Linked DNA regions of Homo sapiens: regions 2 and 3 are each linked to region 1. Evidence: chromatin contacts called from ENCODE Hi-C or POLR2A ChIA-PET data. All regions are on one chromosome and are shown on one strand. Each heading gives the region's core, a stretch centred on a gene start or an enhancer-like site at or near the end of the contact. The rest is flanking DNA. Distances are from core to core; before and after follow the strand shown.

Region 1 (3,552 bases), core at 1-2,500:
ACTTAGGTCATGTAAACAGCCTGGGATTTATCATGTCGGAAGCCGGGGATTTATCATGTCGGAAACTTGTCACCCACATGCCAGAATTTGGGATTCTGGCACACACCACTTCTTGTGGTTACTGTAATCTTCCCCACCAGCCTAGCAATTCACTATCAGCAATAACAAGGCTACATGAACCGAAGAGCATCACGACGATGTTACTCATATGGCCGTTTTGGAACCAAACAGCTTTAGTGGTAAGAACCTAAACAGTACAGTCAGCGATAACAGAACAAGGGTTTTCTCAGAAACACTTCTGCTAGCAAACCCAGCTGGGGGAACGCCGCGGTAGAGCTCCGGATCAACGAATCAAAATTATATAACGCAGGAAAAAAGAAAAGGAGGAGCCGGCGACTACCGGGGGAGGAGTCCCGGCCCGGGCGGAGTCGGCCGGGCGGCGTTCCCGCTGGGGCGGCGCTTCCCCCTTTGTCTCGCATTTCTCTCTGCGCCACATTTTCTCGACGCTGCCATTTTGAGCTCCTCCGCCGGGCGGGGTAACAAAGGCGCCGCCGCCATGTCCGAGGCCGGCATTTTGTACTCGCGACTCAGCCACATGGCTGATGCCGGCCGCCCTCCTACCCCAACAGCACCAGGGCTTTGGAAGTGGTCCCCTCGCTCCCACAGAATGCCCGGCCACCCCAAAAACACCTCCCGAAACGCCGCACCTAACAGATGTTCCTTCGTCTGCCTCGAAGCGTCCCGCTTTCATCCGCACAATACGCTCCCTCTCAACTCCCTCAACAGCTACCAAATGGCAGCCGCCCCGACAGCTCCCCAATCCCCACACAAAAAGCAAGCTTGAAGACACTACACCGTCAAATCTCTTCCAATCACTGTGACGTGAATATCAAAATGGCGCAAGCCTTCGGGAAAGGAAGTCCCAAGATAGCCCGGAAAGGCCAAGTCCAAGCCGCAAAGCCCCCGCCGGCCGCCACCCTGACCCGCCCTCCCATCCCCCCACCCGCCAGGCCTGACAGCTCGGCTCCCAAACTCACCCTCGGTCCCGGCCGCGGTCTCGGTCACTCGAATAACCCGACATGGCGTCAATGGTTGCGGTTGGCGGGGAACGAAGTATATAGAAAAGCGTGCGACAAGTCGCTGGAAATGGCCTCGATGACGGCGAAGCCTTGCGGGGGCGGCAGCGGAGGAAGGACACCGATGACACCAGCCGAAGCTGCACTACTAGAGACCGGTAGAAATGAATGAGGTGCCGGCCGCTTTCCGGCAGCCGCTTTTATAGTCTGGACCGCCTCCTACGCCGCAGGGAACGCTGGGAGCCGCTCTATGACCTAATCGCCCCGCCCCTCGCGCATAGGCCGCAACGCCCGCTGGCGTTCCAGGATCGCCGCGCTTTCACCCCTCCCCGCGCCACTCTCTCAGGTCAGGGCCCACCCACCATTGGAATGCCTCATTCTGCACTCTCTTGACCTCACCTTCTTCTGGTCTTTCCACACCTCAAGCAAGCCACCCCGCCCTTTCCCAAGCCCAGCCCCGCCCACCCTCGCCACTCGGAGATGTTTACGTCTCCAAAGAGCCCTCACGTCTGTAACCAAAAGAGGGGGAAGGCGGGGCCTGGCGTTGTCACGTGGCTGTACCACCCCGGACCACCGAGAGAGCGGTCCGCACTACTTTCCCGTTGACGTCGGCGGAGGGATACAAAACGAAATAGCTCACCGGAAGTGCGCTGCTCGCACCCCGGGACCCGCCCGGGCTGCCGGCTGATGTGGACCGTCCGACCCGCGTGTCTGATAATCCTTTGACGGGTTTTGGTCGGCGGAGAATGGTCTCTAAACTTCCCAAACCGCCCCCGTTTCACGTCCTGTGAAAGGAAGTGCTCCTCTGATGACCAATCAGCGGCGAGAAGCTCTTTTAACGTCCGTCCTTCTTTCACGCCTCCTTCCCCGCGCTTTGGTTCGTGCGTCCGCGCCCCAGTGTCGGGTCTGCGTGGATCGGTCCTTCCAGGACACCGTCGCCTTCCCGGCCGCGTCGGAGTCCGGCGGCGACCTGCCTCTGAAACATGGCAGGCTCGGATGCTGGTGAGTGTCTCCCTGGGGTCCCAGTATGTGTGGACTGAAACCGTCCACCTCCAGGGAGGCCTCGGGCTAGCCCGGACTGGGTCTGGGCTGTCGGCGGGGCTCGTGACCTTCAGACGCCGCGTCGCGCTGGCGGGTTCCCTGGATAGGGTCTCTCAGCTTCACCACCTCTTCGCTTCGAGGCCGTGGAACAGCAGTATGCTGTGGGAGAGAGAGAGGCACTGGGGCGAGGCCGGTAGGACACTTGGGTCCTGGCTGTAAAAAGAGCGGTCAGAAGGGTCGTCCCCGGACTTGTCTTTCTGTGGGGCGTCTAGCCGCTGTCCGTGTGCCCTCCGCCCTTGCACTATGGGCCCTGAGGTCGTACCTGCTTTTGTATTGGTCTTTAAAGGAACAGCATTCTTAAGATTTATTATGCCCCTGCAGAATAGTAGAATATGCCCCTGTAGAATAGTTGTGCTTTTTTCTCTTCAGTGCCCTCTAGAGTCATGGGCTTTGTCTAGCACCGCTTTTGAAGAGCGAATTAATTTGGTTGTCTAGGACGCTTTCATCCTTTTCACAAGGACTGCGTACAAACCAGTTGTCATGGTTTGGCCAGCTGTGAGAAATGGGCGTGGGGAGGGGGATTATGTGCATGGAAAATACACTCTCATTCGTTTCCAGAACGTTACGTGTCCAGAACATAGTGGAGATGTTTGTTTCTAATACCGATTGAAAGTGCTTTCCTACCAATTCCCAGGCATTTCAAGGAACAAGTATTTTAAGCTAAGTTACTTTTGGTACAGAAACCGTTAAACTTTGCAAATCCCAGCAATATCTAGGGGAGAGGAGAATGTGGTACGCAGGAAACGTCAACAGTATTGATAATTCTGAGCTTCATGTACTTCCCATATTTTCTTTCATATAGATCGATATAATAAAAAAGAAAAACTAACAAATGCATTACCGTTGATGTTGTTATTATACCAGTTCTTAACAGCCTAAGTTTAATCACCACTTTTTCCGGCACCAGAGAAACCCTGACTTGCACAAGATAATTGGGTAAACACAAGACCAATACTATTGCAAGTGCGAAGCAGCCTCCATTAATGAGTTTCTGGTAACCTCGGATTATCATTAAACTGTTGTTTATGACATAATATTCCTGTTTACTTGTAAATATGTTTTAACTAAAAACACCCATGTAAGGCTTATATAAGTAACTTAAGATTTTAGGCTGCAACAGTATCAATTGAATTTGCAGTATAGTTTTGACTATGTAGAAATTACAGCACTCTGGAAATCATCCCAAGAAATTAAATACATCTTTTTAAAAACCATGCCTAAAGGGTCTTTGAAATTCTCTAACAATCAAATTCCTTATCTTCTGCAAAGTTCAGTGTCTGTTTTTGTTGGGGGGGAGGTTGTTGGATTTTTTAAATGTCTGTGTGATTTTTTTCTGGTGGTTTTTAAGACTGATCTTTCCCCCTTTTTCCCAACA
Region 2 (2,749 bases), core at 250-2,749, 560 kb before region 1:
ATGAGTTTCCCTCCCCCACCCAACCTGGTCCTCCCCTGCCAGAGGCCGCCTGCCAGAGCCCCACTGGGCTAGCATCAAATAAAGACCAGAGAGGTCTAGACACTGCCTGGGGATCCCACAGCATTGGAAGCAGGGTGGGCGGTCCCCTAACCAGGAGTGACACTGGGGTTGGGTACAACGAGAGGACCGGGGTGGGGGGCACCTCCATCCAGGTTCCCGGCAGGGGTGGTGGGTCACACTCACCACCTGCAGGAGGGAGAGGTAGCCCAGACCCACGTTGTCGTAGTTGACCTTGACATTGAGCCAGCGGACCTGGCCTGTGTGCATGAGGCTCTCGCACTCAGACTTGTTGTTGACCTCGGAGATGTCGAACCTCTCAGAGGTGGTGGTGTTGATGCAGTAGTAGAACTTGCCGGCAAACAGGTTGACACCCATGATGCTGAAGATCAGCCAGAAGATGAGGCAGACAAGCAGCACATTCATGATGGAGGGGATGGCGCCTAGGAGGGCGTTCACCACCACCTGGGGGCCAGGGGGTCCATTGCCAGTGCCTCTCCCAGCCTCTGAGAGAGGGCTCCACATCTCTACGCCACCCAGGGGACCAGGCAGAGCTGGGCATTGTCAATTAGGGAGGGCTTCCTAGAGGAGGGCCGACCTGCTGGGCTGTGTGTGTGCAGGTTGGGGGTGGTAAGGGGGAGGGGGAGGGAGCTGCAGGCCTGGTGGTCAAGAGGGCTCTCTGCTTGACTGGAGCCATCAGCCCAGAGTAGGGGTGCTGGGTTTCTCTGGAAGCAGCCTGGTCACAGGTCACCAGGCAGGAGACAAACACTCTTTGCTCAGCCCCCATAGGAAACTCAGCTCACGTGACCCAGCCCCTGCTCATGGGTTTTCAGCCCCAGAGCCCCAGACACAGGCACAGAAAAGAGGGCACCAGGGTCTTTGAAGCAGCAGGAGCTCTGGGACAGAAGCCCCATCCCCACCAGCCCTAGTCACACAGCCCACCTGACCACTGCAGACTGGGCTGGATCTGACACCCCTCTCTTTTTAAGGAGGAGCCATTTCATGACCTCTAGAGTGGGTGGCACAAGCCTGGTGTGCCCAGGGGAGCTCTGTTCCTGGTTGGGGCACTGACCAGCTGCATGGCCACAGGCAGCTTGTTTCCCCTCAACGGGAGGGCTCCCTGGCTCTGGGGGGTCAGAGGGCCCAGCATTCGGCTGGCCTCTTGCAGGGACAGGAAGGGGCCGCTTGGGGGGGCTCGCCATGGCCTCTAGATTTGCAGAAATTTGTCCCGCTGGAGCAGGTCTTGCTCCCAGCAGATCTCTCTTCCTGGGGAAGTCCCATTTTTCTTGCCCCCCCCCCCACCCCGCCGCAACCCTGTGTTTACCTGCCACTTCCGCTCTCCAGGGCCTGAGTGGATCTTCCCCAAACTGACCCCAAGCTCAAGGGCATGGCCCCAACCGTGACGCCAAGCTCATCAGTGGGGGGTGAGGGGAAGGCTCAGAGCCAGGGTGCAGGCACCTTGTTTCAAAGCCCTGGGTGGCTCAGTCTGAGGCTGGGGAGGGCCACCCATAAACCCACTCATAAACCACCCATAAACACCACATAAACCTGCCTTCCTTCCTCCTCTTCCCTGGCCGTGGGGCCCTCCTGGGTGCTTCTGCAGTCTCTGCTCCCCTCAAGTAGTGGCAGAGGTAAGCTAAGGGCGGGCTGGATCGGGGGCTGAGAGTGGGAATGGGGCAGGCAGAAGATGGCCTGCGGGGAGGACAGCTAGGGGAGGTGGGGGCCAGACCTGGCCTCAGGCAGGGCCGTGGGTCCAAGCTCTCTGCTTCCCTCTGGTGGTGGTTGGAGTATAGACATGCACCCTCCACCCTGCAGTGAAGGTGGCCGGTCCCCCATCCCCAGCCCACCCCAGAGGCCCCTTCAGCACCCACCCTCATGCCCTCGAATCGGGACAGTGCCCTCAGGGGACGCAGGGCCCGCAGTGTCCGCAGGGATTTGATGGGTCCCAGCTCCGAGTAGCCCAGCCAGTTGGCCACCAAGCTGATGATGGAGACCTGCAGGGGAGGGGTGAGGGGATCAGTGCGTGCAAGGCCCCCAGCCTCCCCTCAAGCCCAGGCCACGGGGGTCTTCCTGGACTCACAGCTCCTGGTTGTCTCCCTTAGATCCCCTCCCTAGTGGGTGGTCCTGTCCGGTGGGAAGAGCAGCCCTGGGACCTGTCCCAGTACCTGTAGGAGCCTGGCACCACCTCAGTGATGTCATCAACCAACTGGGGATGACTGTGAGTAGGAGGGATGGTACCCGACTCCTTCGGGGAGGCCTGTGAGCCCATCTAAGAGGCTAAGAAAATCCTCCATTCCTGGCCGGGCATGGTGGCTCACACCTGTAATCCCAGCACTTTGGGAGGCCAAGGTAGGAGGATTGCTTGAGCCCAGGAGTTCAAGACCAGCCTGGGCAACATAGCAAGATCCCATCTTAAAAATAAATAAATAAAATGTATGAAGTAAGAAACTCCTCCACTCCTATTGGCAGGGATGGTAAGTAGCCCTCCTGCCTGCTGTCTTCCCCCAAGGCCTCCTTTCCCTGAGGAGAAGGGAAGGCCTCCCAGTCCCTAACCCCTCCCTGGGCAGCTCTGTCTGAGAAGGGCAGCACTGATTGAGGGTCTGACTCTGGGGGTGGCCTCGGGCAGGTCCTGCCCTTCAGGGCGTGGGCTTCCTGAGGTCCCCGCCACACTGACAGCCTCTGGATGTAGCTA
Region 3 (3,632 bases), core at 476-2,975, 600 kb after region 1:
TAGAGAGTGACAGCCACTTACTATGAGAAGAAATCGTGACCATGGGGTGGATGGAATATTGAGACTATCACTTTCTGATACTTTCAGTGACTGTCTGGGTACTTTAAAATGTTCAATGTCATACCTCACTTAGCTGGAATCTGAGAGGGGCAACGCTAGGCCTGTGATGGGGTCAGAGAGAGTCCAGTGATGATGCTTTTTTTTTTTTCCCCCGATGGAGTGAAGTGGTGCGATCTTGGCTCACTGCAACCTCCACCCCCGGGTTCAAGCGATTCTCCTGCCTTAGCCTCTGGAGTAGCTGGAATTACAGGTGCCTGCCACCATGCCTGGCTAATTTTTATATTATTAGTAGAGATGGGGTTTTGCCATGTTGGCCAGGCTGACCTCGAACGCCTGACCTCAGGTGATCCACCCGCTTTGGCCTCCCAAAGTGCTACGATTATAGATGTGAGCCACCGTGCCCAGCCCAGTGATGACCCTTTTATGTAGCATTTGTTTGAGGCCTCAGGAAATAGTTGTGGAGAAGTCAGGATTCTGGGAGAACTGGGCAGCTGTGCTCTGGTAAACAGTGGTGGGGTGGGGTGGGGAGGTGATGGTATGGGGAAGGACCGGGGGTCTTCAATGTGTCTCACGAAAGGAGATAGCTCAGAAGGGATGCACGCTGGACAGAAGAAGGGGTAGCCTGGAGAAAGGCCACAGCTGCACCCTTCCTGGGGAGCTTGAAAATCAAGGTGGGTTTTCTCCCGTCGTGAGTGGAGTACAGGCACCTGTCACCTGCCACCTTGCCCACCAAGACCACCTCTCCAAGACCATTCCGGACCCAAGGAGTCAGTCATATTTTTCGTAATTGAGATTTATTACAATTTAAAAAGGAATCCCTTAAGTGAGTTTACAGGGGAAAAGGTTGGAGGAAAATTATTCTGTCCCCTAATGGGAAGACCCCTAAAAATGTTCAAGACACAGACTCCCCTCTTCCCAGAAAATCCCTCCTTTGTGCAGAGACGTCATCGCTGGAAAGCCCCTCTTGATTGTGCTTTTAGAAATAACTCCTGTTAATCTCCTTTGAGGGGTAGTTGCAAATTCCTCAGAGATTGATTTTTTTTTTTAAACACAAAGGGAAAGAAATGGAGTGACTGTCATTTTTATCAGAGAAGTTTAAATGTCTAACTGGCAAAGTAGGTACAACTCCGCCATCCACCGTTAGCTCCCTCTGCCTCACTACTAAGGAGATGGTTATTTTACCCGATGAAGTACCGTATTTATAATCTGAAAAGTTATGACTGAAAGGACGAGGATGCTTTAAGCCCTGTCATCAGAAACTGCATAACAGTGTGTGTGTGTGTGTGTGTGTGTGTGTGTGTGTGTGTGTGTGTGTGCTGGGGAGGACGGGGCTGTTGGCTGCTGCTGAAAAGAATCACTCCAGTAGCCATGGCTCCTCAGTCCCCTGGCCATCCCAGGAAGAGCAGGACCACCTCTCAGCATCCCCCAGTACAGTGTGGGGTTGTGTCTTTGCTCCCCTCTCTGCTGTTGGCCTCATGGCTGACCCAGTGGCCAGAAACACTGCCAAGTCCTGACACTGCAGAAAGCCAAGGATTGTGGCTCCAAATCAAGCTGAAATGAATAGCTTTTGTTCCAAAACAATTCTGTGAGCCAAGAAAGTGTCCATGCAGATAAAGCTTGCAGTCAGTCTTGCACAAGGAGCCCCAGCCGTGTTTTGCACGCTGTCTGAGTGACTGGCGCTGTGCCCGGAATGCTGAGTGGTGAGGCTATCCTCAGAGCCTTCCCTGTGCACCTGATCTTGGCCCATTTCTTGAGATTGTGGTTCAGCTGCAAATGCTTGTTTAGCAACAGAGATTGAAATAGGAAATCCCTTTCCTTAGTGTTGGCATAAGACATTGTTCCATACTCTTTCCCTCCTTGGGAAGATTGGAGCCTCCTAGCTTCAGGAGCAGGCTGCCTGAGAGGGAGGGGGCAATTAGGATTTTTCTGATTCAGCTCTCTTCTGATATATCCAGGTTAGTCTACACCTCCTTCCTGTCTACCTAGCCATATCATGGGTTCCTTCCCAAGTTCACTTCCTCTAGGAAGCATTCATTGACCATCTGTCTTAGTCCATTTTCTGTTGCTATAACAGAATGCTTGACATGGGCTAATTTATAAAGAAAAGAAGCTTATTTGGCTCACGGTTATGGAAGCTGGGAAGACCAAGGGCATGGTGACAGCTTCTGGTAAGGGATTTTTTTTTTTTTTTTTTTGAGACAGAGTCTCGCTCTGTCACCCAGGCTGGAGTGCAGTGGCCTGATTTCAGCTCACTGCAAGCTCCGCCTCCTGGGTTCACGCCATTCTCCTGCCTCAGCCTCCCTAGTAGCTGGGACTACAGGCACCTGCCACCATGCCTGGCTAATTTTTTGTATTTTTAGTAGAGACGGGGATTCACTGTGTTAGCCAGGATGGTCTCAATCTCCTGACCTCGTGATCTGCCCGCCTCAGCCTTCCAAAGTGCTGGGATTACAGGCGTGAACCACCATGCCTGGCCCCTGGTAAGGGATTTCATACTGCATTATAACACAGCAGAAATGGGGAAGGGCAAGTGAGTGCACGCAAAAGACACCTCAGGGCACTAACTCAGTCCCTTGGAAATGATCTCACTCACAAACAGCATTAATCCACTTATGGGGCTCTACCCTTATTACCTAATTCCCTTTTAAAAGGCCCCACCTCTCAATACTGTTACATTAGCAACTAAGTTTCCAACACATGGACTTCTGAGGGACACACTCAAACCTATAGAAGCATCCTGTGATCACAGTCCCTTTTCAGCTCCTGTGCAATTAGGATCTGTATGCTTCACATGAGACACATTTTTATTCTGTGCTGTGTATTGGTCATCTCTCTCTATATACTTTACCACCTCAGCTCCCAGAGGACAAAGATTATGTTGTTTATTTGTAGCAGTCATGCCACTGGATTCATAAAAAGTATTCAATTAAATCTCACTCTTTGCATTAGGTTGTCTAACTGAGTTTTTCTTATGTGTCTTTACTGTCTGGTCCCTAGAAGGCATATTGTGACAATGATAACATCTATCACTACCACTCCCACCCTATTGTCACTGTTCCTATATTGCCTTAGGGATTATATAACTGTTTCATATTCATTATTTTCATTTGATCACAAGCACCCTTTTAAATAGATAGGGCAGATATTAGATGTTTTTTTCCTTAGTGGATGAAAATACTAAGGTTCAGAGAGGTCAGTTAACTGGTCCAGTGTCACACAGCTGACATCATCTATTTTTCAGCTTCACTGAGGCTAGAAAAACCAGTGGTCTCATTCTGAGGACGGCTACGTGCATATATGTTAAAAGGACTTTGTGAACTGAGGGCTCATACAATGGTGCATAGAATTATGATTAATGGCAGCCAGACACGGTGGCTCACGCCTGTAATCCCAGCACGTTGGGAGGCCGAGGCAGGCAGATCACGAGGTCAGGAGATCGAGACCATCCTGGCTGACATGGTGAAACCCTGTCTCTACTGAAAATACAATACAAAAAAATTAGCCGGGCGTGTTGGTGGGTGCCTGTAGTCCCAGCTACTTGGGAGGCTGAGGCAGGAGAATGGCGTGAACCT

Evidence for each region. A loop is a pair of places that touch in the nucleus more often than their neighbours do. ChIA-PET counts read pairs that join two places held with the same protein, here RNA polymerase II (POLR2A). Pooled maps may share reads with other maps.
Region 2: a pooled map shows a loop between it and region 1 (4-fold over the local background). The contact joins the enhancer-like site here to the promoter of DDX5 in region 1. A Hi-C loop is called at or near these places in 1 of 168 maps with a recorded cell type or tissue (B cell), 2 of 37 single-sample maps with no recorded cell type and 4 of 50 pooled maps.
Region 3: POLR2A ChIA-PET joins it to region 1 with 11 read pairs in MCF 10A. The contact joins the enhancer-like site here to the promoter of DDX5 in region 1. A Hi-C loop is called at or near these places in 6 of 50 pooled maps. POLR2A ChIA-PET finds 5 or more read pairs at or near these places in 3 of 52 experiments (BJ, MCF 10A and PC-3).

Annotation. Positions count from the first base shown.
Region 1 is chr17:64,505,039-64,508,590 of GRCh38, forward strand. DDX5 (DEAD-box helicase 5) reads right to left here and starts at 1,251. Exons shown (of 13, transcript NM_004396.5): 1 at 1,038-1,251. The coding sequence starts at 1,081. CEP95 (centrosomal protein 95) reads left to right here and starts at 1,939. Exons shown (of 20, transcript NM_138363.3): 1 at 1,939-2,078. The coding sequence starts at 2,060. RefSeq lists a silencer at 342-411 and enhancers at 502-711, 772-901, 1,602-1,841, 2,042-2,131, 2,113-2,729 and 1 more.
Region 2 is chr17:63,945,117-63,947,865 of GRCh38, forward strand. It overlaps SCN4A (sodium voltage-gated channel alpha subunit 4), which reads right to left. Exons shown (of 24, transcript NM_000334.4): 18 at 1,929-2,051; 19 at 244-522. Among named protein-coding and RNA genes, the nearest start is that of CD79B, 14 kb to the left of the region's middle. RefSeq lists an insulator at 737-2,749 and an enhancer at 1,372-1,945. Within about 2 kb of position 1,500, at least 7 of the 41 ENCODE cell types and tissues checked have a DNase peak (open chromatin) inside an H3K27ac peak, as active enhancers do; they include B cell, where a contact is called at or near this core.
Region 3 is chr17:65,105,071-65,108,702 of GRCh38, forward strand. The region is part of intron 2 of LOC100507002 (a long non-coding RNA gene); the gene reads left to right. Among named protein-coding and RNA genes, the nearest start is that of RGS9, 30 kb to the right of the region's middle. Within about 2 kb of position 1,726, at least 19 of the 41 ENCODE cell types and tissues checked have a DNase peak (open chromatin) inside an H3K27ac peak, as active enhancers do; they include PC-3, where a contact is called at or near this core.